2 separate regions of the Homo sapiens genome follow, and region 1 is linked to region 2. Evidence: chromatin contacts called from ENCODE Hi-C or POLR2A ChIA-PET data. All regions are on one chromosome and are shown on one strand. The core of a region is the stretch at or near the end of the contact, and the rest is flanking DNA. Distances in the headings are between cores, read along the strand shown. Region 1 overlaps AUTS2 (activator of transcription and developmental regulator AUTS2). Region 2 holds the start of AUTS2 (activator of transcription and developmental regulator AUTS2).

The links. Hi-C counts contacts between places; a loop is a spot of excess contacts on that map. ChIA-PET counts read pairs that join two places held with the same protein, here RNA polymerase II (POLR2A). Pooled maps may share reads with other maps.
Region 1: a map of OCI-LY7 shows a loop between it and region 2 (3-fold over the local background). The contact joins the enhancer-like site here to the promoter of AUTS2 in region 2. A Hi-C loop is called at or near these places in 8 of 168 maps with a recorded cell type or tissue (GM12878, OCI-LY7, dorsolateral prefrontal cortex and 3 more), 30 of 37 single-sample maps with no recorded cell type and 18 of 50 pooled maps. POLR2A ChIA-PET finds 5 or more read pairs at or near these places in 5 of 52 experiments (GM12878, WTC11, activated B cell and 2 more).

What each region holds. Positions count from the first base shown.
Region 1 is chr7:69,675,221-69,681,300 of GRCh38, forward strand. All of the region lies in intron 1 of AUTS2 (activator of transcription and developmental regulator AUTS2), which reads left to right. Among named protein-coding and RNA genes, the nearest start is that of AUTS2, 80 kb to the left of the region's middle. Within about 2 kb of position 3,336, at least 5 of the 41 ENCODE cell types and tissues checked have a DNase peak (open chromatin) inside an H3K27ac peak, as active enhancers do.
Region 2 is chr7:69,596,695-69,602,803 of GRCh38, forward strand. AUTS2 (activator of transcription and developmental regulator AUTS2) reads left to right here and starts at 1,781. Exons shown (of 19, transcript NM_015570.4): 1 at 1,781-3,268. The coding sequence starts at 2,960. It overlaps CT66 (cancer/testis associated transcript 66), which reads right to left and starts at 930. Exons shown (of 3, transcript NR_148927.1): 1 at 353-930. RefSeq lists enhancers at 951-1,030, 2,211-2,260 and silencers at 1,341-1,760, 1,781-1,860, 3,025-3,094.

The DNA.
Region 1 (6,080 bases), core at 2,086-4,585, 80 kb after region 2:
TGGCCTACTTCCTTGATGAGAAGCTGGCTTTTATATTAGAACTTTTTTAGACGTACATGAAACTTGAATCTTGCTATTTGTTTCCATTGTTGCTTTTAAAAAATAATTTTACAAATTTATTCTAATAATATACTAACGTATTTTGTCTCCAGGACTAGTGAAACTTTTTAAGATTTTTAACAGATTCATCTAGACACCTAAATCTCTCTAGGACTTGATCCTTCTCCACCCAGCAGAATACTGTACTGTGCTGTGATCATTTCTCAGGGTGGTTTTGGCTGAGGGTTTTTTTTTTTTTTTTTTTTTGAGATGGAGTCTTGCTCTGTATCCCAGGCTGGAGTGCAGTGGTGTGGTCTCATCTCTGCAACCTCTGCCTCCCGGGTTCAAGACATTCACCTGCCTTAGCCTCCCAAGAAACTGGGATTACAGGTGTGCGCCACCACACCTGGCTAATTTTTGTATTTTTAGTGGAGACGGGGTTTCTCTATGCTGGCCAGGTTGGTCTCGAACTCCTGACCTCAGGTGGTCCTCCTGTCTTGGCCTCCCACAGTGCTGGGATTACAGGTGTGAGCCACTGTGTCCGGCCTTGGCTGAGGTTTGACTCTTTGCACCCACAGTCCCATGATGTGTGTACTTGTATGTATATATATTCACATCTGAGGACTGACATCATTTCGCAGACCGGGAAACTAAGTGTGAGGAGTACATTTTAAAATAATTTTTACATTATATATTGGCAGATCATCCATGTGCTTGTAGAAGGTATTATATTGGTAAGCTGCAGGTAGACAGGAAGACTGAAAGAGAAGGTAGAACCTGCTTGGATCCCAGTCTGTGCATACCTAAGGAGTTGAGTTGGCAATTCCTGAACCAAAGGTTCTGGTGTTCAGAAATATCTCCAGTTATTCAGAAGGATGGCATGACATTCTAAAAATAAGAAATTATTTGTAGTCACATCAGTGTGTAATATACCTTACAGAATATTAGAAGGGAGATGAAGCATTTGGGGATTCAAAGGAACTAGTTGTAGACCCTTAGGTATGGCCCTGAGACTACCTAGGGTGGCTTTTGTAGCAATCTAAACCTGTATCCTGGGATGTTAGCATCTCTGAACAAACCTTTTCTCTCCCCTCCATTGAGATCACTTTCTTTAAAGTCTTTATGCATTTAGAGAGTTGCTGAGGCAAGGCCATGTCCTGGTTTGCTCTTTTTAAAATGCAGATGTTTCTAGAAATGACTATAAACTGAGTCCTGAGCCACCTCTTGTAACTTTTCAGGTCTTGGTCTGGGGGAAGATAAAGAAATGGAGGTCTTATGCTTCACAATTTGGTTTAAGTCAACTATGGCAAGGTATCTTGACTTAAATAAGTGTGACTTAAGTAAGTCTGACAATTTAAATATTAGAATGGTAAGACATTTTTGTGCCTCTATAGCCATATGTCCATCTTGGGGAGGAAAAACTGAAAATAAACGATGATTACTTTTCAGTATTCTGTGGAAATCTTACTTCTCTTTTTAGTTAATTTTTCAGTGGATAGGCTCCCTACCTGCCAGCCCTAAATTCTTATTTATTCCTGAAACTCTGGTTTTTTTCTTTTTTCTTTTTTTTTTTTAAAGTATTCTGAAACTGTTTTCTGACCATGCTTCATATATTGAAGTAGATTTTTTTCACAGAAGGGTAAAGGAAGTGCATTATGTTTCATATGTAGATGCTTTTCAAGAACACACAGCTTCTCATCATTCATTTTAACAGTGGACAATTTTGGTGCCTGTTTATGGAGATTCCTTGGGAATTATCAGCTGATAGAAAATTTCTGAAGAGAGATAGAAAATCTAATCTATTTGGATGTCTTGTTAAATGGAGCTTTTTGAGTATAAGGGTTTCTGAAGAAATATAGGCTGTCAGAGCTGATAGAGTTTAGAGAGTCTCTGTGTACCATTCTTTATAAATAAAGACAGCCAAAAGCCCAGAGAAGTGAGGTGCTTGATGTTAAGATTTAGTTAGTGGCCCCCTACTGGTCTCTGAGCTGCCCATCACTCTACCTTGACTAATAGTGATAACTGATGTTTCTGGCAACAAATCCAAGGTACAAGTTTTCCAGGGTCTTCAAAGGAAAGCTACATTATATTAAAGTTCATGCTGAATATCTTTTATTGTGTTCTGATAGTTTGAAAATTGGTTATTTTTGTACTGTTGTAAAACTATAGTGCTTAACTGGAAACCCCAGCATTAACCCAGCCTTTGCCAGCGTTTCCCTTCTATAGGATGAGAAAGTTGTTGAAGAGTGAGGAAAAAAGATGGTATCTTGTCCTTAACAAAAGGTCTACGTGGATGAAAGGAGAAACTGACACTTATTGTTAGGGAAATGGTAATGCTTACATGATGATCTAATCTGGGTTTGAGTTTCGTTTTTGAAGTCACCAGTTTTTATTTTGGTGTTTTTCAGATATTCTTATAGCCTTCCTGGGGAGATTTATTTTTTGGAGACATCGCTCACATTGTTTACTCCTCTAGGTTAAATGTACTAGGCCATCTGTTGTTAATTTTGTAGTTGTATTAAATTCCATCCTTTGGCTGGATTTTAAGCACCAAAAGCAAACTTAGACAGAAGCAGGAGCATTTGCAAATTACATAGCTTTGAGCCTAAATGGTGGTTTTTATAAGTGCAGTTTTCAAATGGGCTGAGATTCTATTTTGAGTTTTGGGATCAGTAATTTAAACACAGGGACCTCTACGAGTTCTCTGGAAAAGCCCATTTTGAGACCCTGAACAGTTGTTATGCCAAAGCAAGCTCTTGGGGTAAGGTTGGCAGTGATGCTGCTGATAAATTACTTTTAAGATGCTTGGGGCTGAAGGACAATGATTTTGTAATAGTGTTTTAAGTTCTCAGGCTGACCTATGAAATCTGGAAGTGCTCATCTGAAAGGCCAGTATTCTTTCTGACAGGCACAGGAAAAACTCGTCCCCTGCTTGATCCTCATGCAAGCATTTCTTGGAGGAAGCCAGGCCTGTGGGTCTTGGGGGCCAGAACAGAGACACTGAGAGCAACACTACTGGCATTTTGAATTTCTGCTGAGGCTGCAAAAACATTTCAAGGGAAATCTGAAGTTATCCCTTCACTGTCTACAGCCTCTTGAATTGACTTCTGGGTGTTACAGATGGGACCAGCGTGTGTAAAAGCAGAATTTATATTCTATTTGGATATCAGAATCAAGTTTCTCTTTTTAAAATAATTTTATGGTAAGTCGTGGTTTCTCTGATATGATTTCTGTTGTGAGCGGAACAAAAATCATGGCGAAATGGTGTTATTACTTAACCAAATTGCCTCGTGTACAGACAGGCTGAACTGGTGCTTTGCCTAGAGTTGGCCTGGAGTTTTCAGAAACTCAATTGTGGCCTTTATAAGGCTGTGCCTGGGGTTGTATTTCCAATCTCTCTCAACTTTTGTTCTTGTGGAAGGGAGGAAGTAGAGCTGTGACAGATATATTGCCAGATAGCACACAATAGCACACAAAACGAGAAAGACACGGCGTGAGCCATTCATGGAGACAGATTTACGCTCTGTGCTGCCCTCAAACCATAGATCCATCTATTTCAGAGAAACAACTTGCCCACTGTATTATATTTCAGACAGGGACATGGCTTAGAAGAGAGATGCTGACTCCTTCTGTTTAGCTTTTGCCGATAATGCTGCACGTTTTGCTGTAGAATTACTTTTGTGGGGATGGGAAAGTATGTTTGGCAAAGGAAGGCCTGTCTCTAGATTGGAAGTGGAAGAAGGGAGATATCAGGAGAGTAATTGGCCATGCTGTCGCCATAGTGAAGTATATGTGTATATTTTTGCTGGGTTTTGTTTCCAGCCAACTATATTATCAGGTGTTGGATTTTTTAAACTTACTTCACAATAAGAAAAACAAAGCTAGAGAGATTGTGACTGGCCAAGGCCAGAATGTTTGGCATTCGTAGTTTCTCTTTAGTTCTCTCTGTAGGACCATTTCCTGGAGTTACAGAAGAATTGACCAGTGTGTCAGTGTCTTTCATGTACATTAATGGGCGATAGTATTGGTAGTGGTTAATATAATAGCATGGGTTCTGGAACCAGTCTGCCAGGATTTACATTCAGGCTCAACAATGCCTTAGCTACATGCCTCAGTTATCTTACCTATAAAATGGGGATTCCAGGTCTTACCTTATAAGGCAGCTCTGAGAATTGTTTAGTTAATATTGAGGCAGTTATAACTAAGTGTTCAGTAAACTTAGCTATTGCATTTTAAAATTTGTGTTGATTTTATGGAAATAAATGATGATGTGTGATACCTGGTAGATTGTTCGGCAGACATTTCAAATGTAAAAAAATAACTCTGTCTGCATTGAAATCTTTCTAGATTGATAGTTTTAAATAATGAAAAAAATACTTCTGGGAATGATCTACATTTGGAAGAAATCAGGAAAGAGAAGACTGTGTGTACTTTTGCATTTCTATGTTTTGGGCTTGTAAGATATGTGATTGTATATTTCATGTCAGTAATAATTTATTTTGGGGAGTAGAAGCAAATGTCAGTTACATACATCATCTATGGAATAGATTTTTAGTTTTATTTATTTTAACTGGATGAAATGGTTGAGTGTTGCCTTACTTGGTTGAATTTAGACATTTGAGAAAATTTTTTTTTAACTTTTGTGACACACAAGGACCTTTGAATGAAATCAGTCCCCTTTTCTTCCTTTAAAAAAACTTATAAGAATTACCATTTCTTGACTAAACAGTTGTTTTCTTTTAACATTATATACTTGTCTCTACATAGATACTACATTTTTTAGTTAGATGTGTTTTGGAAGAGCATTGACTTTTTTTCCTGTTACATTGGAAAAATTTAATGGCACGTGTATGTTATTCTTATCATGAAGTGGGTTTAGGCATGCTGCCTTATACTAAATAGAAATCCTATAGTAGTTGTTTTTCAGAAGTAATCCATTGATTCAAGTCATTCATTGATTCATTTATGAATACTTAAGTATGGTTACATAGGTAGGGATTGTCAGAATTGGCTTTTGAGCATTTTGTTTAGCAGTTATAATCCAGGTGGCAAATATACTGTCTGATTCAATTACTTGCATGAAATCACTTTAAACAGCTACTTAAGATGAGTTGTCCCTAGGCCTGTCTTTATCTACTTATTGTGCATGTGTGCTAGCATACACGCATTATCATTGTTGTTTTTTATTGTGTTAAAAAAATATTACAAAGTGTACCATCTTAACCATTTTAAAGTGTAGATACTTCAGTAGTGTTAAGTATAGTCATTTCATTGTGAAACAGAGCTCCAGAAATTTTTCATCTTGTGAATATGAAACTCTATACCCCTTAAACAACAACTCCCCTCCCTTGTTCCCTCCAGCCCCTGGTAAGCACCATTCTCATTTCTCTTTCTATGAATCTGAGTATTTTATTTTATTTTTTATTTTTTGAGACGGGCTCTCTGTGTTGCTCAGGCTGGAGTGCAGTGGTATGGTTTCGGCTCACTGCAGCATCCATCCCCCAGGTTCAAGTGATTCTCCTGCCTCACCCTCCTGAGTAGCTGGGATTACGGGCTCGCGCCACCATACCCAGCTAATTTTTGTATTTTTAGTAGAGACAGGGTTTCACCATATTGGCCAGGCTGGCCTTGAACTCCTGACCTCAAGTAATCCGCCAGCCTCAGCCTCCCAAAGTGCTGGGATTACAGGCATGAACCACCACACCCAGCTGAATTTGAGTATTTTAGATACCTCATCTAAATGGAATTACATAGTATTTGTCTTTTTGTGACTGACTTATTTCACTTAGCACAATGTCTTCAAAGTTCATGTACCATATGACAGAATTTTCTTTCTTAAGACTGAATACTGTTCCATTGAATGTATATACCACATTTGTTTATCTCCTTATCCTGTGATGGACATTTGAGTTGTTTTCACCTCTTGGCTATTGTGAATTAGTGCTTCTATGAACACGAGTGTGCAAATTTCTCTTCAAGATCCTGCTATCACTTCTTCTGCATATGTACCTGGAAGTGTGGGATTGCTGGATCATATGGCA
Region 2 (6,109 bases), core at 531-3,030:
AAACAAGAGAAAGACAAGCTATTAAATTGTTATTAGGAATTATAAGACGAGAGAGGCTTGCCTGCTAGAACGTCAAGAAGCAGTATCTTTTCTGTTTTGTACAACGCTGTATTCCCAGCACCTACAACTGTGCCTGCTAAGCCTGGTAAGGCCTAATAATTGTTAAATGAAAAACAATCAATCACTCAATCATAGATGTGTCAGATTGTGAGAGAAAACACGTCCTTACTGTTTTCTCTACCACCCTCCTTCCAGTAATACTAATAAAATGTGCACATTTGTATTCTAAAGAGGTGAAATCATATACACAGCGCTCTAGCACGGTGCCTGGCCCATTGTAATTAATACATGCCAGTTTATTTTCCTTTTCTTCCTCCACAAGTATGGGCTACTAGGGAGGACGAAGGGTTGGTGCCGTGGTGTTTATGTGCCTGGACAGAAAGTGAAGCGTATCCAAGAGGCTGCTGAGAGCGGGCTGTCGGTCTTTCTGATCCGTATAGATCAATTCCAGTGCCCTGAAAAACGCACAGCTATTTTACCCAGAGAGGCTGGTCGCTTTTGTTGATCGATTCTCGGCTGCAGTCAGCTCTTTAATACAACTTTTTATGAGCATCAGCCACATTGCGGCGGGAGGAGGGGCTGTGGTGGAAAAAGCAGGGAAACCGCCCCCCACTCCCAAAAAGTAAAGGAAGCCCGCGGGGCAGGGACTGCGGTTTGCCGGTCTAACGGGTCCTCGAGCTGGGGCGGCGGTCCCGGCCCCTTCGGCCCCGCCCCTCGCCCGCGGCCGCCTCCGAGGTTCAAGTTCGGCCCCCGGCTGTTAGGCCTCGCGCTCCCGGATCTGAAGCCGCCCGTGCGTCCCTAGGTCCCCCGCTGGAAGACGAGGCGGGAATCCCAGGGGTCATCCGGGCGCGGGGTCGCTCGTCCACGCACTGTGGTGCCACGTGGAGGAAAAGTTTCCAACTCTGCCAGTTGGTGCTCCCACTGCGCCCAGGCGGAGCAAAGGCCCGCGCTTTGGCACCCGCTCCCCGTTCTGTCTCCTCCAGTCGCGCCCCCTCCCAGGGACGCCCCCCTTGTACCCCTTCTCTGAATTCCCTTCTCTCCTCGCAGCGCAGGTAGCCAAGGGAAAACACCCTTGGGGGCTGGTGGGGCTTCCCGAGAAGGCGGCCTCGGGCCGGCCAGGGGTAGAGGATCCAGGGACAAGTGTCCCGAGGAGGATGTGGGGGGCGCGCGCGCGAAGTGGCCTGGGAGCAGGGGCCCACACGCGTCCCCGCTGCGACAGGCGGGATCCTCCGGCGGCTTCCACGCCCTGGCGCGCCAACTCTGCCCGGCCGCGGCCGACCCCACGCGGGCGCCCCCTCCACGCCCCCGCCCCCGCCCCCCTCACAGCTCCCCACCGCCCCCAGTGCGCAGGCCCGGCCGCCCCAGCGCGCATGCCCTGGGCTCGCGAGCGCGGCCAGCCCCCAGCCTTTTGCTTTCTACACACTCTACAACTGGGGAGGGGGCGGGGGAGGAGGGAGCCCAGCCGTCCACGTGATCCCGCCGGCCGGGGCCGCGGGGGCGGGAGCGCGCGCCGAGAGAGGCGCGGGGAGGGCGGGTGCGCGGGAGCGCGCGCACTCGAGCGAGCGAGCGAAAGCACGAACGAGCGAGCGAGCGAGCGAGCGAGCGGGCGGGCGCGGGGTTGGGCTGAGGCGGGCGGCGGCGGCGGCGGCGGCGGTGGGCTGGCCGCGGAGGGGGAGGAGCGGGAGCTGCGCGAGGCAGGCGGGCGGGCGGAGGATGGGGCAGTGCCCGGGCTCCCGCTGCAGCCGCCCGGGGACACGCCGTGCACCCTCCGGCTCGGGGCTTTCTCGGCGGCGGCGGCGGCAGCAGCAGCAGCGTTAGCGGCGGCGGCGAGAGCAGCGTTCCCGGCTGCGCTTCTCCCTCAGGCGGGGCGGCGAGAGAAGCGGCGGCGGCGGCGGCGGCACACCGGTGTCTCTCCCGCTGGAGATTTCTTTCTGCTTTCCTCATCGACTGACTGACTCACCCCCTCCCTTTTTTGAGGAAGGGTGACCTCTTCTCTGGGACTGGAAAAAATATTTTTGTGAGGAGGGGGGCGGGTGGCAGCGACAGGGTTTGCTTCTTCTCTTCTTTCATCTCCCTCTCCTCCCCCCTCGAAGACCGAAAAGCAAACCCCACAACTGCTCCAGCAGCATCCTCCTTCCCTTCCTCCGCCTCCCTTCTCCTCCGCCGCTCGCAGTTTCGCCCTCTCTTCCGCTAATGATTGCATTATTATGCTCCCCTCTCTGGGGGGTCTCGCCCCTCTTGGGTCGCTCCGGAGCCCCGGCCTCCCCTGGCTGCATTTCTTAAAAATTTGGGAGCCTGGGAGTGAGTTTTCTCCGAGGCGTGTGTGAGAGGCGGCGGGGGTGTTTTCCTGCGCGAGGGGCGGGTGAAGTTCATTGCCCCCACTTTTCCCGCGACCTTTTTCGGACCCGATTTTGGATCGAGTTGAGGGGGGCGCGGGCGTTTTCGGGGGGCGGGGGGCGCGGCGGAGAATGGCCGCGGGGAGGGCTCCCCGGAGCCTCCCAGTCTCTTGATCAAAGCATTCCGCTATTCTGATTTATTGCTTGCTTGGTGAGTTATTTTTTTTTCCTCTAAAGGAGACCTGTGTGTTCAGCCATTACTTTGCTCGGCGCTGCTCCCAGGCATCTCCGACCCTCGGTGCTGTGGGGAGCCCCACACTTGGGCTCCTCGCCTCTCGCCCTCGCTCCCCGTCCCTCCTCCCCTCTCTCCGCCCCTTCCCCCTTTTCTTTCTCCTCTCTTTCTTCCCCTCTCTCCCTTCTTTCGGCCGCCGTCTCCCCCGCGCCCTCCTCGGGGCGGAGGGAAGCCGTGAAGGGGGAGGGAGGGCTCGGTGTCAATTTTTTTTTGTGTGGCTGCGGCCGTAGCCTGTGGCGGGCAAGCGGGGAGACCCCGGCGCAGCAGAACCATGGATGGCCCGACGCGGGGCCATGGACTCCGCAAAAAGCGGCGGTCGCGGTCGCAGCGAGACCGGGAGAGGCGCTCCCGGGGCGGGCTGGGGGCCGGCGCGGCCGGCGGCGGCGGGGCTGGCCGGACCCGGGCGCTCTCACTCGCCTCGTCGTCGGGCTCCGACAAGGAAGACAATGGGAAGCCCCCGTCCTCCGCCCCGTCCCGGCCCAGACCCCCGCGGAGGAAGCGGAGAGAGTCCACCTCGGCAGAAGAGGACATCATTGATGGATTTGCCATGACCAGCTTTGTCACTTTTGAAGCGCTGGAGGTAAGGGGGACCCCCCTTCCCCCGGGTTCCCTTTATGCACGACCCCACTCGGCTGCGCCCGGCTCTCCTGCCTCCCTCGCCGCGCTCCGGGCTGTCTGTCTGTCTGTCTGTCTGTCTGTCTGTCTAGGCTGAGGTCTTATTGTTGGTGGGGGGAGCTGGGGGCGCGGGCAGACAGGCAGCAGGAGGGAGTCGCAAAGCCGTGCCTGGTCTCGTTTCCTCGCTCGCCTTTCCCCTGCGCCCCCTCCCTGCACCCCCTCCACAGCAGATGGGCAGAAAGAAAGGGGTTCGGGCATCACAACAATGCGCCCCCTCTCCACAGAGAGCTCTGCCCCCACTCCTTCCTCCTCTCCCTCCCCAATCATGGCTTCTTGGCTGGTGGAAGTCTCTTTGCTGGGTTTGGGGCGCCTGTGGACGGTTCTGTGTGCTTTCTACAGAGTCATATGTTCGTGTGTGTGTGTGTGTGTGTGTGTGTGTGTGTGTCTGTGTAGTATATACCTTTCCCGGGTGTCCTCGGGACTGGAGACTGATGGGGTTTTGTGATTTCTTTGCGCCTCCCCCCATTACCCCCCCATATTCTTTTTTTTTTTTTTTTTTTGGTGAAGCTGGGGAAGGGGGCGTTTTCTCCTGGTTGGGAGAAAGGAGGGAGGAGGGGAGAGAAGAGGGAAGGGTGGAATAGCTCTCTGTATTCTGTATGGGGTTCTGTTACAGAAAGGGTTAATTATAATATTATCTATACACATACATAGGCACATGTGTGTGTGTACATGAGCAATTTAGTTAAAGGACAGAAAAAGGTACACCAGGGAAGACTGGTGGGAGGGAAGAATAAAATCCTAGCTGCTATCTGAAGGGCTTGTCACCAATTGTCCCTCTCCCTTTCCTTTTTTGTGTTTTCTTTTTTTTCTTTCTAAGTGATTGGCTTTGTGTGTGTCTATGTGTGTGTCTTTCTTTATTCCTTGGGCACCTGCAGCGTTGATTTTCAAATGCACATTTTCCTTCCAGCCAACTGGCTCCTAGGGTAGGGGGAAAGGGAAAAGGGAGGGAGGGGGAGACTGTCCAGGGTTGGGGGGAAACTGTCTTTGCCTGGACCTGTCTCCTTTGGTGTGGTATTGGTCATTGGCCTCTATAAATTTAACCGCCTAATTTCCTCCCCCACCTCCCTGTCCCCACCCCCCACACACCATGCACACACACACAGAAGGCTTTGAGATTCTGCAGAGTTGGTCCACCTTTCTTAAGCACAAAACCAAGATACGGTTTATAGTTGGCTTATAGTGTTTCATGCACCTGATGTGATGGTTTGAGGTTCCTGAAGGAAACTTTTCCCTTTCCATTTTTTTTTTTGCGTTATTATGGTATTGTTTCACATGCTCAGATGCAAGCTTTGTTAATGACAGCTTAAATCTCACATACGGTAACTGTACAGGTTTAGATTGCTGGTTCTGTTTATGTGTTTGGGTGTCAGCTTTAAATATTTTTTTCAAAGGAAGGCTTCCTATCAGTGTTGTCCTTTTCTGTGTGAACTGCTTTTGGTTTGGGCTGCTGGTGGTGATGGTGGTGGATGGTGGCCAGTGGTTGGGAGTAAGGGAGGTATTGGTGGTGGTGGTGGTGGTGCAGGTGGTGGTGATGGTGATGTTGGTGGTATTGGTGGTGGTCGTAGATTTTGATGTTAGTGATTGAATCAGTTACTCTCTGGTTCTAGAATTGGTGCTTTATTGGCCAAAATTTTGAGTGTTGAGGTTCACCACTTATTAGAATAATTCCAACTGTGGCTTTAAGTTTGCCAAGGTGGGTGGTGGTTACCATACAGTGTGACCTCTTTCTGTCTCTCTCTCTTGTTTTAAAATAGGAGTTGAAATGGCAGCATGTTCCTATTAGAACATGCTGCTTGGAATTTGGTTCATCATTGCTGTCTGTGGTTGTTTTGGAAAGTACTTGTAAGAGCTGGTTACAAGTGGTTCTGCTTTCTGCATGGTTATCCTGAGCTCAGCAATCAAGAGGGGCCACTGGATTCCCACGAACATTTTTGGAGGACAAGTAGGGATATATGTGTGTGTGTATATATATATATATATATATGTGTGTGTGTGTGTGTGTGTGTGTGTGTGTGTGTGTGTGTGTGTGTGTGTGTATATCTCACTTATGCAGTTCTTTTTGATGGTTTTATTTTTAACAAATAGGTATTTGACTGGGCTTGTGATATATATCTATTTATTTGGCTTTTGCGAGAAAATGTGCTCATTTTAATTTATTTTGTGCCTAAAAAACTTGTAATTTTAAAAGCAGACCAAGTTCAAAATGTACAGTTAATACCATTTCTTTCTTTGCTCTGATTATTTTTTTCTGCTACTTTTCTAGATTAAAATCCAGGATATTTTGGTTAGCTGAATACTATGTCACCTTCATATCTAAATATCATATGTCTATCTATGTGTAGGTAGAAAAGGTCTAACTTTTAAAAAAGTTTACTTAAAATTCTGTAGAAAAAATTAAACATACAGAAGTAGACAGAACACCCAACATCCAGGTTTGAGAACTACCAACTCATATCTCATCTTGTATTTTCTATATTTCATCTATTTCCTCTCCCACATATGATCTCATCCATATTTCTCACACAGAAATACTTCTGTATGAATCCCTAAACCATAATGACTCCAAAAATCCTCAGACCCCACCAAAACCCGCACAGCAGTATTATCACACTTAAATGAATGTATAACAGTTCACTAATATCAAATATCCTGTCAGTGTTTACATTTTAAGAGGCCCAACTTTTGTAGGGAAGCCGTAAATACATTTGTCAGATTAAAAACACACAATGGGAAATAGAAATCATCA